2 separate regions of the Homo sapiens genome follow, and region 2 is linked to region 1. The links are chromatin loops, found by intact Hi-C in ENCODE. Cell type or tissue: B cell. All regions are shown on one strand. Each heading gives the region's core, and the rest is flanking DNA. Links, peaks and the distances in the headings are about the cores only. Region 1 has its middle 14 kb from the start of S100A16. Region 2 holds the start of LOC124904423 (a long non-coding RNA gene).

The links. A loop is a pair of places that touch in the nucleus more often than their neighbours do. Peaks named below come from ENCODE experiments on the same cell type or tissue, not always from the same donor. Only the 100,000 strongest peaks of a DNase experiment are listed, where the experiment ranks them.
Region 2: it touches region 1 in a loop (7-fold over the local background); 6 of 110 quality-filtered maps call a loop at or near these places.

What each region holds. Positions count from the first base shown.
Region 1 is chr1:153,597,451-153,600,352 of GRCh38, forward strand. No RefSeq gene overlaps it. Among named protein-coding and RNA genes, the nearest start is that of S100A16, 14 kb to the right of the region's middle. In B cell, for the core only: no CTCF peak of the experiment used is centred there; a DNase peak (open chromatin) is centred at 1,601; H3K4me3 peaks cover 460 bases; H3K27ac peaks cover 2,050 bases.
Region 2 is chr1:153,531,936-153,534,837 of GRCh38, forward strand. LOC124904423 (a long non-coding RNA gene) reads left to right here and starts at 1,507. Exons shown (of 2, transcript XR_007066630.1): 1 at 1,507-1,986. It overlaps S100A6 (S100 calcium binding protein A6), which reads right to left. Exons shown (of 3, transcript NM_014624.4): 3 at 2,664-2,895. The coding sequence ends at 2,761. RefSeq lists a cis regulatory region at 294-621 and an enhancer at 1,798-2,092. In B cell, for the core only: a CTCF peak has its summit at 1,370 (motif pointing right); a DNase peak (open chromatin) is centred at 1,376; H3K27ac peaks cover 447 bases.

The sequences.
Region 1 (2,902 bases), core at 147-2,646:
CGGGCGTGGTGGCTCACATCTGTAATCCTAGCACTTTGGGAGGCCGAGGCGGGCAGCTCACAAAGTCAGGAGTTTGAGACCAGCCTGACCAATAATGGTAAAATCCCATCTCTACTAAAAATACAAAAAAATCAGCCGGGCATGGTGGCAGGTGCCTGTAATCCCAGCTACTCTGGAGGCTGAGGCAGGAGAATTGCTTGAACCCAGGAGGCGTAGATGGCAGTGAGCCAAGATTGCACCACTGCACTCCAGCCTGAGCCATAGAGAGAGACTCTGTCTCAAAAAAACTTTTGCCAGGTGCAGTGGCTCACACCTGTAATCCCAGCACTTTGGGAGGCTGAAGCAGGAGGATCGTTTGAACCAGGGAGTTTGAAGCTGCGGTGAGCTAGGATCATGCCACTGCACTGCAGCCTGGGTGACAGAGTGAGACCTTGTCTCTAAAAAAAAAGAAAAGAAAGAAATCCACTTTTGTGTGTGTGTGTGTTTGTGTGTGTGTGTGTGTGTGTGTGTGTGTGTAGTCTCACTGTGTTTTTCAGGCTGGTCTGGAACTCCTGGGCTCAAACAAACCTCCCTCCTCAGCCTCCCAAAGTGCTGGGATGGGAGCTCACAAGTGTGAGCCACCATGCCGAGCGAAAAACAACACTTTTAACACTGGACAAAGAAAGTATGTTTAGTTTTTCAAAAGGGACTTTACTAGGAATCTAAATGTAAAATAAAACCAAATTTACAGAAAATACAAAAGTTGACACAGATAGTTTCAGGTTTCTTACCCTATGTGACAAAATGAGCTAGGCTCTCACCCTAAAGAATGATAGATCTGAGGCCAGGTGCGGTAGCTCACACCTATAATCCCAGCACTTCGGGAGGCCAAGGTGGGAAGATCACTTGAGCCCAGGAGTTCAAGACCAGCCTGGCCAACATAAAGAGACATCATCTCTACAGAAAACTTTTGAAAATTAGCCAGGCATGGTGACCCTGCACCTGTAGTCCTAGCCATTCAGGAGGCTGAGGTAGGAGGATTGCTTGAACTGGGGAGGTCGAGGCTGCAGTGAGCCGTAATCACACCCCTACTCCAGCCTGGGCAACAGAGCAAGACTCTGTCTCAAAAATAAAAAACAATGACAGGTCTGCTATAGATGGGTTTGACAGGCACAACTTATTGGGCACCCACCACTTCAGTCCCAAGAGGGTCAGACACTGGGCCAGGCCAGCGCTGGACCCCAGACGGAGGAAAGGCCTTCTCTGCTCCACTGTGAGGCCCCACAGAGACCTGCTTCTGGTTCTTCTCTCTCCTGATATGCTCAGGGAGGCACCTGGTTCACAGCTCCTGGGTAAGGGAGGCATGCCCTTCTCTTGCCCCAGCAGTCCTGAGGGAGGCCACAGGCTGAGCCCACTGACCCTCCAGTGGCTGCTTTTTCTCCTTTGGGATCTCTGTGGCTCCAGGCTCTGAAGCCAAAGCTCTGCCTGCTGTTACAGTCCTCTGACCTCCTCTGAAGTTCGGCTTCCTCCCCAGAGCCCTTAAACCCCCTAGCAACAGGCTTCTAATTAGCATCACACACATACTCATTTCCTGCCAGCTGTCCTACAGTCTTGGTAGGGTGGAAGGGCTGGTTTCATCCAAGTACTGCGGGCAGTGAGGGGAGCAAAGCCCATCTTCTCTCAAGAAAGCAGAAGTGGTCCTGGGGACAGAGATGGGGCTGGCCCAAACAGCCTGCAGCTGTTCCCTCACCCCTCCTAAGAGAGTCTCTCTCTTGTCTCTGATGCAGAGATAATATTGCCCTCTCTCACCAGTTTCCAACTCCTTTTATTTATTTATTATTTATTTATTTATTTATTTTGAGACAGAGTCTCGCTCTGTCACCCAGGCTGGAGTGCAGTGGTGCAATCTTGGTTCACTGCAACCTCCAACTCCCAGGTTCAAGCGATTCTCCTGTCTTGGCCTCCTGAGTAGCTAGGACTACAGGTGTGCACCACCACGCCCAGCTAATTTTTTGTATTTTTATTAGAGACGGGGTTTCAACATCTTGGCCAGACTGATCTTGAACTCCTGACAATCTGCCTGCAATCTGCCTGCGTCGGCCTCCCAAAGTGCTGGAATTACAGGCGTGAGCAACCACATCTGGCCCCTTCTCCCTTTGGAAGGAAAGATGGGAATGCTGAGTGGGGTGAGAGGGAACAGGCACAGTATTGAGGACTGGAAAATGAGAGAGGAGGCAGGAAGGGCAGCTCTATCCTGAATTGCCTCCAGGATTTTCCAGGAGATCCCCCATCCCCTGGGCTTCGAGGAGCCACCTCCTTCACCACCACAAGGCCTTGGCACCATCATCTTTGCTCTGTCTTCTAGAAGGCTCTTTGCCTTTTTCCTCCTCACCCCCTCCAGGCCTGCCCCTCTCCTGCCTTCTGTTCCAGCCCAGCTCATGCCTCCTCTAGGAAGCCTTCCTAGGTAGCACCTACTCTGCATTGCTGGTGACCCTGCTGTTCCCTAAAGCAGTAGTCTGTCTTCACAAGGTTTGTTTCTGTGCTCCCTAAAGGAATTGTTCTTTTCTTGAGCCCTAAAGGAATTTCGTAAACTATGTACTGGCTTGCACATTTTTCAGGTTGACAGCTAAGATTTTTCATCATGCTTAAATCATTGCCAAGTGTGCAGTTTCTGAAGTGTTTTACATATTGCAACGTTTTAGAATATAACTGCTAAGATTCTGTTCTAAATATATGTTCAATTAAATCTAAATATCAGGCCGGACGCGGTGGCTCACACCTGTAATCCCAGCACTTTGCGAGGCCGAGGTGGGCAGATCACGAGGTCAGGAGATCGAGACCATCCTGGCTAATACGGTGAAACCCCATCTCTACTAAAAATACAAAAAATTAGCTGGGTGTGGTGGCGGATGCCTGTAATCCC
Region 2 (2,902 bases), core at 120-2,619, 66 kb before region 1:
CAGACATGTTGGTGTACACCTGTAGTCCTAGATACTCGGGAGGCTGAGGTGAGAGGATCACTTGAGCCCAGGAGTTGGAGGCTGCAGTGAGCTATGATAGTGTCACTGCACTCTATCCTGGGCAACAGAGAGAGACAGTCTCTAAAAAATTAAAATAAAATAATACATACTACACACAAATCTTCTAAGATGACAAGAGGCAATGGCTATGATAGGTGCCTCACAAAAATGAAGCTGCTATAAAAATGTGGTCCTATACAAAGGTGGTGGCATTATTCTTGACAATTTCCTTTTTGCTTGGCAAAAAACAGAGAGCTACTTCCTGTGACTCAGTCCTAAACCCCCTAACTGGGGCCTGCCCCAGTTTACAGAGATGGTCTGTGGTGCTGCTGTTGCAGCTTCACCAATGTTAGGGTGATTAGATTGTAGGATTAATGTCAGTAATGGGAGGACCTCAACTGAAGGAAGTGGAGAGACTAGAGCCACTCCCACTGCTCAACCTTCAGAGAAGCAAAGTGACCTCTCATGAAGCCCTCAGCTCACATCCTAACTTTTCCCCATCCTGTAAGCCCACACCATACTCAACAGTGAGCTGAAAGGATTCAATTCCAACTTTAAATTGGTCGGAGCAATAAAACGTCCAGTCTATGCACCTCTCCACACCCAATTCCACCATTTGACTGCTGCACCTACCATATTCCATTGTAAATGCTGCTTCCCTCCCCTATCCTGCGAGAAAAAAAAAAAAAACCTAAAAAATTATACCCCTAAAGATTTGCTGTTTGTTTTGTTTTTTGTTTTATTCTTGAAATTCATGTTCCCTTTCCCCTCCACCACTGTGGAGAAGCAGAAACGAAAGGACACGCCTGTTTACTGAGCAGATGGACTGTGCACCTGTGTTGATTCTCCTGCACCGGTGGCCTGCCCACCCACCAGAGCTCCCCAGGAACGCCCGGCAGACGGCCTTGCCTGAGCATCCCCTCCCCGCAGCAGCGGGCTTCCTGTCACTGAAACTCCTCTTCCCTCTCCTCAGGGAGCATTGATTTGTACGAAGGTCTTCTAGCCCTGCAGGTTGGGGAGGGGAGGCGCAGGGTTCCGATTCCATTTGTCTTTACAAAGGGACCGCCTTTCCCTCATGGACTTGCTTATTGTAGGTGTGTCAATTGTGAAGCTGAGTTGCTTAATTCTAGGGCTGATTGCCGGGAGCTAAAGGATCCCCCTACCCTGACATTCCCGGGGCGCCCTATTCTGTCTTCCTCTTCCTAAGGACTCCCCTGACTGCCAGGCCACAGCCCCACGGCGGGCCCCTGCCAGAGGCTCAAGAAAACCAACCCGACTGTCCCCGCAGCGCCCTGCTCTCTGTCCACAGGAGGGCGCTCGCTCCGAACCCCAAGTTGTCAGCCACTGGAAGGCAGGCGGAGAGGGACTGGAAGAAAGGGGGAGGAAAGGGGTGTAGGGCGGGAACCTAGAGGGGCGCGGGAGGGGTTAGGGAGCGCGTACTTTTCCAGAGGGAGCTGAATAGAGCCAAGGCTTGGGCACGGCTGTGCAGAGAGGGAATTCGGCCCCCGGTCTCTTGCAACCAACAGCGCGACTTCTCCCTGCAGGGCAGGGGAGGCAATAGAGAAGGAGGGCCTCCAAGAAGGTGCATCTCCCAGCTGTTTACCAATCCCCACCCAGTGGGGACAGAAGACAACTTAATTCCACAAAGTTGGACCCCCAAGGGAAGTGGGGAGGTGAGAGGGAAAGAAGGATGTGGTCTCCATCTAAAGTCAAGATCTCTTCCCCAGAAGCTAGAGGTAAACTTGCCCAGCTCGGACTAGGCCTAGAGAGGCTGAATGATGTGGCATCACCCGGAAACAGCGTTTACCCTCCTTATCCTCTTCCCTTCTGCCTGAAAACACTAATCCAGATGATGGACAATGATTCAATTAGTCATCTTCTCTGATGGGGGCTGAGATCCAGGCTGGGATCCCGTGGAAGTGCCGGGTGAGTCATTACGCTGAGGCTGCAGGGATACCCCGCCCCATTACTGAACACCCCGTGGTTCACGTGTTGGTGCAGCTGCCAGCTCCTCAGACCACCGTTCCAACAAAAAGCCCTCACCCTGAATGCAGGGACACACTCCAAGAGTGTGCCTCCCCCACTCCACCTGGGACCTGGGCAGCCGCAGTAGACTCAGTCACACAGCGTCCTCACTGGTGTAGGAAACTCCCTGAGCCAAGCCTCAGGCATCTCAGATGTGCCCTATCTAACCCCTGCGCTGTGATGAGAAAGGGGACTTGCCCCACCCCAGGGCCCCTCTTGCCACACCCAGAGCAAAACACATCTGGGAGCCTCTGGGACTATCTCTGCCTCACTTCCAGGCCCCCAAACCCCATCACATCCCGGCCCAGGGACCATTTCCATCTCCAAGCTCATCCCAGGACTCTCTCTACTGGAAACCACTTGAGCCTTTCCTTAGGATGGCGTTGCCAAGAGGGGCATCTCTCCTCATTCACATAAAGGCACCTTATGTGCTAGAGGCAGCCTTGTCAGGGTGGGTCCTCTGGCCTGGCGAGTCAATGAGTCATTTTCAGAGGTTGACCGTGAGCAAATCTTCCAATGGCTGGTGTCCCACTAAGCCAAGGAGGAACAGAAATCATTCGGAAGCCAGGACGCAAGGGTAAATTTGACCAAAAAAAATTTATTGTACAATTACCCACCACTGGATTTGACTCAGAGAGGACCCCCAGAGGGTGTCTCCATCTTCCCTATTTATTTTCAGCCCTTGAGGGCTTCATTGTAGATCAAAGCCAAGGCCCCCAGGAAGGTGACATACTCCTGGAAGTTCACCTCCTGGTCCTTGTTCCGGTCCAAGTCTTCCATCAGCCTTGCAATTTCAGCATCCTGCAGCTTCTAATGT